2 separate regions of the Homo sapiens genome follow, and region 2 is linked to region 1. Evidence: read pairs that join two places in POLR2A ChIA-PET (ENCODE). Cell type or tissue: OCI-LY7. All regions are shown on one strand.

Region 1 (4,000 bases):
CTTTGCGTTGTCTCTATCCTGCTTTTTCCTTGGCCATTTTGCTATTAAAAATCTGTTGATTTACTCTGCATTTTCCCATAGAGAAGGGTAGCCTGAGGAGTTATTTAACAATGATGTGTTTTGGCCAGGCGCGGTGGCTCATGCCTGTAATCCCAGCACTTTGGGAGGCCGAGGCAGGCAGATCACGAGGTCAGGACATTGAGACCATCGTGGCTAACATGGTGAAACGCCGTCTCTACTAAAAATACAAAAATTAGCCAGGTGTCATGGCACACGCCTGTAGTCCCAGCTACTCGGGAGGCTGAGGCAGGAGAATGGCATGAACCTGGGAGGTGGAGCTTGCAGTGAGCCGAGATCGCGCCACTGCACTCCAGCCTGGGGCACAGAGCGAGACTCCGTCTCAAAAAAAAAAAAAAAAAAAAAAGGTGTGTTTTGTTTTTGCAACAAGTAAAAATTGACATATTTCACCCACATGTTCATTAACAGATGAATGAATAAACAAAATGTGGTATATCTAATAAGCTGGGCACAGTGGCCCACACCTGTAATCCCAGCAGTTTGGGAGGCTGAGGTGGGTGGATCACTTGAAGTCAGGAGTTCCAGACCAGCCTGGCCAACATAGTGAAACCCTGTCTCTACTAAAAATACAAAAAAGTTAGCCGGGCATGGTGGCGTGTTCCTGTAACCCCAGCTACTCGGGAGGCTGAGGCAGGAGAATTGCTTGAACCTGGCAGGTGGAGGTTGTAGTGAGCCAAGATCGTGCCACTGCACTCCAGCCTGGGCAACAGAGCGAGGCTCCATCTCAAAAAAAAAAAAAAAAAAAGTAGTATATCCATACAGTGGAGTATCATTCGGCCATGAAAAGGAGTGAAGCTCTGACACATGCTACAACATTCTGAGTCAAATATGCCAACACAAAAAAACAAATACGATCTGACTCCATTTATATGAAAGATTTTGAATAGGCAAATTCATAGAGACAGAAAGTAGATTAGAGGTTTCAGGAACTGAGAGTAGGAAGGAGGGAAGAATGAGGAATTATTGCTTACTGGGTTCATAGTTTCCATTTGGGGGGATGAAAAAGTTTAGAAATTGTGGCAATGGCTGTACAGCATTTTGAATGTAATTAATGCCATTGAGTTCTACTCATAAAAAGGTTAAAATGGCAGTTTATTTCATACATATTTTACCACACACACAAAAAGCAGTTGCTGTGGAAAAAAAAAACACACACACAACATATTTTACACACACACAAAAGCTCCAATCAAAACAGAAATAGATTTTCAGTTTTTCTTAAAAAAGAGGAAAGAAGAAAGGGAGGGAGGGTGTGAGGGAAGGAGAGAAGGAGGGAAGGAAGGAGAGAGGGAAGAAGAGAGGAAGGTACAGAAAGAAAAGAAAGATCTAGCATCATCACAGGGCCCACATTCCCTCAAGAGAACAATAGGCTGAAACAAGTGTGGCTTCTCACGTGTCCCTGGAGGCATCTGAGTTTGTTTCATGTTTCCCCCATCAGTGACAATTTGCACCTGCTCGTGTAGAGAGGTACCTGTGAAACAGAGGCCAGCATTAATAAGGGGGTGGAGAGGAGAGACTGCCAAAGCCTTGCAGAGACAGAAAAAAAAAGTGTGGTTTTCCAGGACTGAAAACTCAGTCGCAGCAGCCCCTCTCTCAGTTGTACCTGTAGGATTTTAATTTATAGAAGCGACTGACTGATGACAGAGAGACTAGTGGCTTTGAAGGAATAATTTATCCACATTTCCTGAGAGGAGGGACACACCACGCCATGCAGGGCCACATGGAGAAGAAGCACCAGGTTTGGTCAGGAGGCAGAAGGGAGTGAAGGGAAAGCTTAAACGAGAACCTTTATTAGCGTTTCAGCAGGGAAGGCAAGGCAGTGCAGGGAAAGTTTGGGACTGGGTGGTCTGAATAATTCTGGTGGGTTTTGGAGATTAGCGGTATCTCTAGGGGTTCTGTAGTACCTAGCCTTGGGTTAATTTAGGGCAGGGGAAATATTGGCTTTGTGTTAGAAAAAGGGGGTAGTTAGAGGTATGGACTTGGGACTAGTTGGAGGGTTTGTAATATAATTTTTTGGGCGCCCACAAAAACAAGATCATAGGAAAGATGTAAACAACTTTGGCTTTTCGTTTGGTCCTGTATGGCCTGAGCCACAGATGCGTTTGGCATAATAGCAGCTTCCTGGCATGAAAGAGCCAAAAAAAAAGACATCAAAAACACTGCCTTTTGCAGTAGACATCTGTAATCTTTGCCTGGGGAAAATCATCCACTTACAGCAGCCTGACACGGCTTTGGAGAGCCACTTTTCTCAATTCAGCCAGGAAACTCATGCCAATGTGGGACTGACTTCTCAAGCCTGGAACACCAGGGGTGGCCCTGCCACGTCAGCCTGGCCAATCAGTATATCCTACTGGCTTGGCCTGATGACTCCAGCTGGGCCAATGAGAGCCCTCCACAGGACTTTGGCTAGAATCTACCGGGAATGTGGTAATAGGTGTGCCCTTTCTGTTGGAGTTCCCAAACTGTTAAGGTGTCATCCTGGATGTGGGACTAGGAGGGGAGCCTGCCTGAGGATGCAGCCACCGGAGAGGAGAGTGCAGGCAAGAGAAGGAGAGAAGCTGGGTTTTGGTGGAATTAATTGTCTGAGGCCCTGGATCCTGCTGTACTGGCAGCCACGTCCTGGACTTTGCAGTCATATAAGCCAATTAATTCCCGTTTATACTTAAAAAAAAAAAGGCGAACTGCAAAACAGTAGCCATAGGATGCTATGTTTATTTAGAGAATGGGGGAAAATGATTCGGATATGTGTCAGCTAGCATATTCATTTAAACTTTTCTAATAAATAAGAAGCTAATAATCATGAATACCTGTTGGGAGTGGGAACTGGGTAGATGGAGGAATGAGTCATAGAAATACTTCACTGTGGCCAGGCGTGATGGCTCACACCTGTAATCCCAACATTTTGGGAGGCCGAGGCCGGCGGATCACTTGGGGCCAGGAGTTCGAGAGCAGTCTGGCCAACATGACAAAACCCCATCTCTACTAAAAATACAAAATTTAGCTGGGCATGGTGGCATGCGCCTCTAGTCCAAGGCTGAGGTGGGAGAGTTGCTTGAACCCAGGAGGCAGAGGTTGCAGTGAGCCAAGATGGTGTCATTGCACTCCACCCTGGGTGACAGTGAGACTCTGTCTCAAAAAAAAAGAAATACTTCACTGTATACCCTTTCATATTTTTTGACATTTGAACATGTGAGAATGTTACCTATCAATAATATTAAATACAGACATTTTATTTTTATTTTTTGTAGAGACAGTCCTGCTGTTGTCCAGGTTGGTCTTGAACTCCTGGCCTCAAGCAATCCTCCTGACTCAGCCTCCCCAAGTGCTGGGATTACAAGTGTGAGCCACTGTGCCCAGCTCAGACTTTTAAAAATACAAAAAACTCGAGGTTTATTTTATAAAGCCCTTAGGAAGAACAAATCCTATTATAGCAAATACATTGAATTTTCAATGTACTGTGCTAGTAAGATATTTACACTCCTAACCACTCAGGAGCAAAGTAAACAAAGAACACTGTTAAGAGACCAGGTAGGTGGAGAAAGATCTCAATTAAACTTAAAGTTATACATAGTCTGCCTTTTGTTATGTTTTCTAAGAATATGTTAGAAGCAGTCTGAGATATTCAGTGGTAAGAACAACGCTCTTCTGAGAATATACGTTGTTATTCACAAGGAAGGATGTAGTAGGTATCAGTAGGTTGTCACTCCTGCTACAACAACCAGAAAAACAAAAACGCACACATACAAAAAAAGGATAAATTATACAAATCACACACACATGTGTATATATTTATAGACAATCTCACTCTTGTCACCTAGGCTGGAGTGCAGTGGCGCCATCTCAGCTCACTGCAACCTCTGCCTCCTGAGTTCAAGTGACTCTCCCACCTCACCCTCCCGACTAGCTGGGACTACAGGTGTGT
Region 2 (4,000 bases), 300 kb after region 1:
AGAGGATGTGGAGAAATAGGAACACTTTTACACTGCTGGAGGGACTGTAAACTGCTTCAACCATTGGGGAAGACAGTGTGGCAGTTCCTCAAGGATCTAGAACTAGAAATACCATTTGACCCAGCCATCCCATTACTGGGTATGTACCCAAAGGATTATAAATCATGCTGCTATAAAGACACATGCGCACGTATGTTTACTGCAGCACCATTCACAATAGCAAAGACTTGGAACCAACCCAAATGTCCATCAATGATAGAATGGATTAAGAAAATGTGGCACATATACACCATGGAATACTATGAAGCCATAAAAAAGGATGAGTTCATGTCCTTTGTAGGGACATGGGAACATCACACACTGGGGCCTGTTGTGGGGTAGGGGGAGGCGGGAGGGATAGCATTAGGAGACATACCTAATGTAAATGACGAGTTAATGGGTGCAGCACATCAACATGGCACCTGTATACATTATGTAACAAACCTGCACGTTGTGCACATGTACCCTGGAACTTAAAGTATAATAAATAAAAAAATTAAAAAACAAAAAAGGAACAGCATAATACAAAGGACAAAAAAAAAGGCTGAAAACAAATGGCACATTCAGGGAACGGTAAGTCACTGTGGTAGAGAAGTAGGTGTAAAAGTATCTGGATTAGTAATCTAACCTGCAGGAATGGGAGCCATGGGAGGTTTTCAAGTAGACTTAGAAGGAGAACTTGGACAGCAGCATGGACGACAGATTCAAGGGAGAAATATCAGGCAAACATTTCGGTAATCCAGGTGAGTGGTAATACAGTCTTTAACTGGGACAATGGTGGAAAGAGAATGATTAACAATTACAAAGGTAGAATTGACCCCATTTGACAATCTGTTAGATGAGGCACGGGGATTAGAAGGGCAGTGGGAAAGATGTGAAATCTCACAGATGACTGAAAAGGCAGGGGGCATGGAGGGTGGGGAAGCAGTTAGCTCCAGACCTCACGGTTCACAACTAACATTAAACACCAAATGGATTAGAGAATTTTTTAAAAAAGAAAAAATAGTTATATACTCTTAAAATGAGAAAGAAGTTTACAAACACTACTACAGAAGCAGAAATCAGAAAGGAAAAGATAAATTGGCTAGTATTTAAACTTCTGTAAGGCCATTTTTAAAAAACTAAATAAAACTTTAACAGGAAAGGTTACTGGAGGAAAAAAAATCACAACATATAACAAAGAGCTAACAATATTCCATAATCTTTACATGTATATACATTTTAAACACTTGAAATAAAATGGCAAACATTTCCCTAGAAAAATATGCTAGAAACACAAATTTAAAAATTCATAAAATATACATATAGCCAGTAATTTATAAGAAAATTTCTCAATCTTACTACTAACCAAAGAAATACAAAGTAAAGTAACAATATCACCATCTTCAGCTATCAGACTAGCAAAGATTTTTTAAAATAACATTGTTGTCCAGTGTGTCGAGAAGCCCCACATTCTGACACACAATTCTAGGAGAAAATCCGGCACCATATACCATCTACAGCAAACTTACAAACACTTCTATAAAACGAAAAGAGAAGGTTTTTTTCTTATTTTTTAAAAGATGATTTGGTGACTTGCGGCATGGATGACTACATAAAAGATGATGCCATTAAACAAGAATGGGGACACCCACAAAAGCCGGAGAGGATGAGCAATTCACGGTTGAAACATGTTCAGCTTGAAATGTCAACGGGACGTCCAGACAGTGGCATCTTGTAGGCAGTTGGAAACACAGGTCTCAGGAGGGAGACCTGTTGCTGAAGACCTAAATCTGGAAAATGGCACCACAAGAGTAGATAAGCCCACAGAGAAAGAGGCTGTGGAGAAAAATGTAAAAGCTGAAGCACTGTGCCTCAGAGAACACCAACACTTAAGAGGTGAAAGAGACAAAGATAGCGTCTGTGATCAAGTTAAGAACCAGGAGAGAATCACACAATGGCAATCACGGAAGGAAAAAATCAGCAAACTGGTAGAGGTCACCAGCTTTCAATGCTGCAGAGAGGCGGGTGGTGAAGAGAAAAGAATGTGGCACACAAGCAAGGTCATCTTTGGCTCCTGTAAGGGGAGTCTTAGTGGAGTGGTGACACAGGAGTCCATTTAAAATAACTAGAAAAGTAACTAAAAGTAGGAAGGAGAGGCAGCAAATGTAGGCTTCTTTTTCTAATTTTTATTTTATTATTATTACTTTTTTTATAATGGAGACAAGGTTTCACTATGTTGTCCAGGCTGGTATGGAACTCCTGAACTCAAGAGATTCTTGACTTCCAACCCCCAACTCCCTCCCCGCCCCCTTCTCCATCTCCCAAAGTACTGGGATTACAGGCATGAGTCACTGCACCCAGCCAACTTCTTTTTCTAGAAGTGTAAGAAAGGAAGAGGAAAAACTAGGGGGAACGGAGAAGGAGTTAGTCTGAGATGGTGACATGTCCTGGGAAAGTGTCTTTTTATTTTTTTTAAATGATTGTGGAAAAAGCATATTTTTATAGTCTGCAAGAAAAGAACACGTGAAGGAGGGGCTAAAGATACAGGAATAAGAACAAAAGAAAGCAAGGTTCTGAAGAGCAGAGGCGGCAGCCAGCTACAGAAAGGAATATACCCCACTTCCTCCCTGAGATAAGAGGGAAGGACATAAGAAAAACCAAGAATGACATGTTACCCGCTAACTTCTCTGAGCTTCCATTTCCCATATATAAAGCAGGATTAGCAACACACCAAACTTCATAAGGTTGTTGTAAGGATTAAATGAGATGATACATACCAAATACTAGTGATCACCTGGAGTCCACTAAGGAGACCATTCAGAGGCAAAACTTCTTATCTGAGGAATTTAGAAGTAATTAACTTCCCTGTTATCTAAAATCGGCACCTGGTTCCAGCTCTCTTTTCAACCTAAAATTTGTAAGCAACTAGACTTTCTATACATCTCTGGAATGCCATGCCGAAACTCCCTGTGCAACCCTTGCTGACATTACGTCTAAAAATGTAATCATTTATCATGACCTATTGGCTAATATGGTCCAAACTACCCTTAAGCTCCTGCTTTAAGTTCCATAAATACCCTAAGGAAAAATCCACCGCGAGCTCAGTTCTCTCTTGCTGAGGCATTCTTCTGCAGAGTTCCTTCTTTCTAATAAAACTTTCCTTTTTCAAACCTATACTGCTGTCAGTAAATTCTTCCTACCAACCTGTGAGTTGACTACTTTCCAATGCCGGGGCTCTGACACCTCACCCAGCAACTAGTAGTAGGCTCTAAATAATGATAGCTATGTATATGTGTATGTACACATGAGTGTGGGGGTGAAATGGTTAGATCCACAGAAATAAACCTGCTAATGGAGTCTGACACTCCATGATTTACATAATACCTGTCTATCTTGTCTTACTGATAACACTTTTCAAAGGGAGTACATACTTGGCCCTACCCACTCTACACTCAGCAAGACAAATAAATAACTATACTGAGAACTCTACTGTGGTAAACCTTAAAACAAGCCCAGACTAAGAGCATATGCAGAAAAGAATAAGGGTGGAAATCTGAATTAGGGGTCTGTGGAGAGGAAACCAGTTGAACAAGTTCTGCAGAGCACATGACTTCAGTGGTTTCCCAGCTCTGTGCAATACAGAAGGGGAACATACCAATGCCGGAACTGACCACTTCAAGCCACTGAGATTCAGTTCCTCCAGGAACAGCTCCTCTGGTACCACACCCATCTTGCACAGCAAACATCCCTGAATGCCAGGGTTACTCTATGCTAAAAACCTCCCAAATTTGGCTGTCTTTCTCCACAATTAGGATTCTACTAAACCACTAACACTTCTGAGCACCACCTAGGCATTGGAAACAGCCTAGAAATTTCCATATGGTAATGGTAAATCTAAGTCTTGAGAGAAAGGAATGCAGAGTATTCCATAAAGCATTCTTCACCATACGCAGAAAGAGGGGAATCAGGATGACTTCCC

The links. Peaks named below come from ENCODE experiments on the same cell type or tissue, not always from the same donor. Only the 100,000 strongest peaks of a DNase experiment are listed, where the experiment ranks them.
Region 2: POLR2A ChIA-PET joins it to region 1 with 9 read pairs; 3 of 35 experiments call an interaction of 5 or more read pairs at or near these places.

The regions. Positions count from the first base shown.
Region 1 is chr15:90,709,057-90,713,056 of GRCh38, reverse strand. All of the region lies in intron 2 of CRTC3-AS1 (CRTC3 antisense RNA 1), which reads left to right. Among named protein-coding and RNA genes, the nearest start is that of CRTC3-AS1, 6.1 kb to the left of the region's middle. In OCI-LY7, no CTCF peak of the experiment used is centred here; a DNase peak (open chromatin) is centred at 1,506; H3K4me3 peaks cover 796 bases; H3K27ac peaks cover 1,107 bases.
Region 2 is chr15:90,412,557-90,416,556 of GRCh38, reverse strand. The region is part of intron 2 of IQGAP1 (IQ motif containing GTPase activating protein 1); the gene reads right to left. Among named protein-coding and RNA genes, the nearest start is that of IQGAP1, 26 kb to the right of the region's middle. RefSeq lists enhancers at 997-2,196, 3,495-4,000. In OCI-LY7, no CTCF peak of the experiment used is centred here; a DNase peak (open chromatin) is centred at 3,676.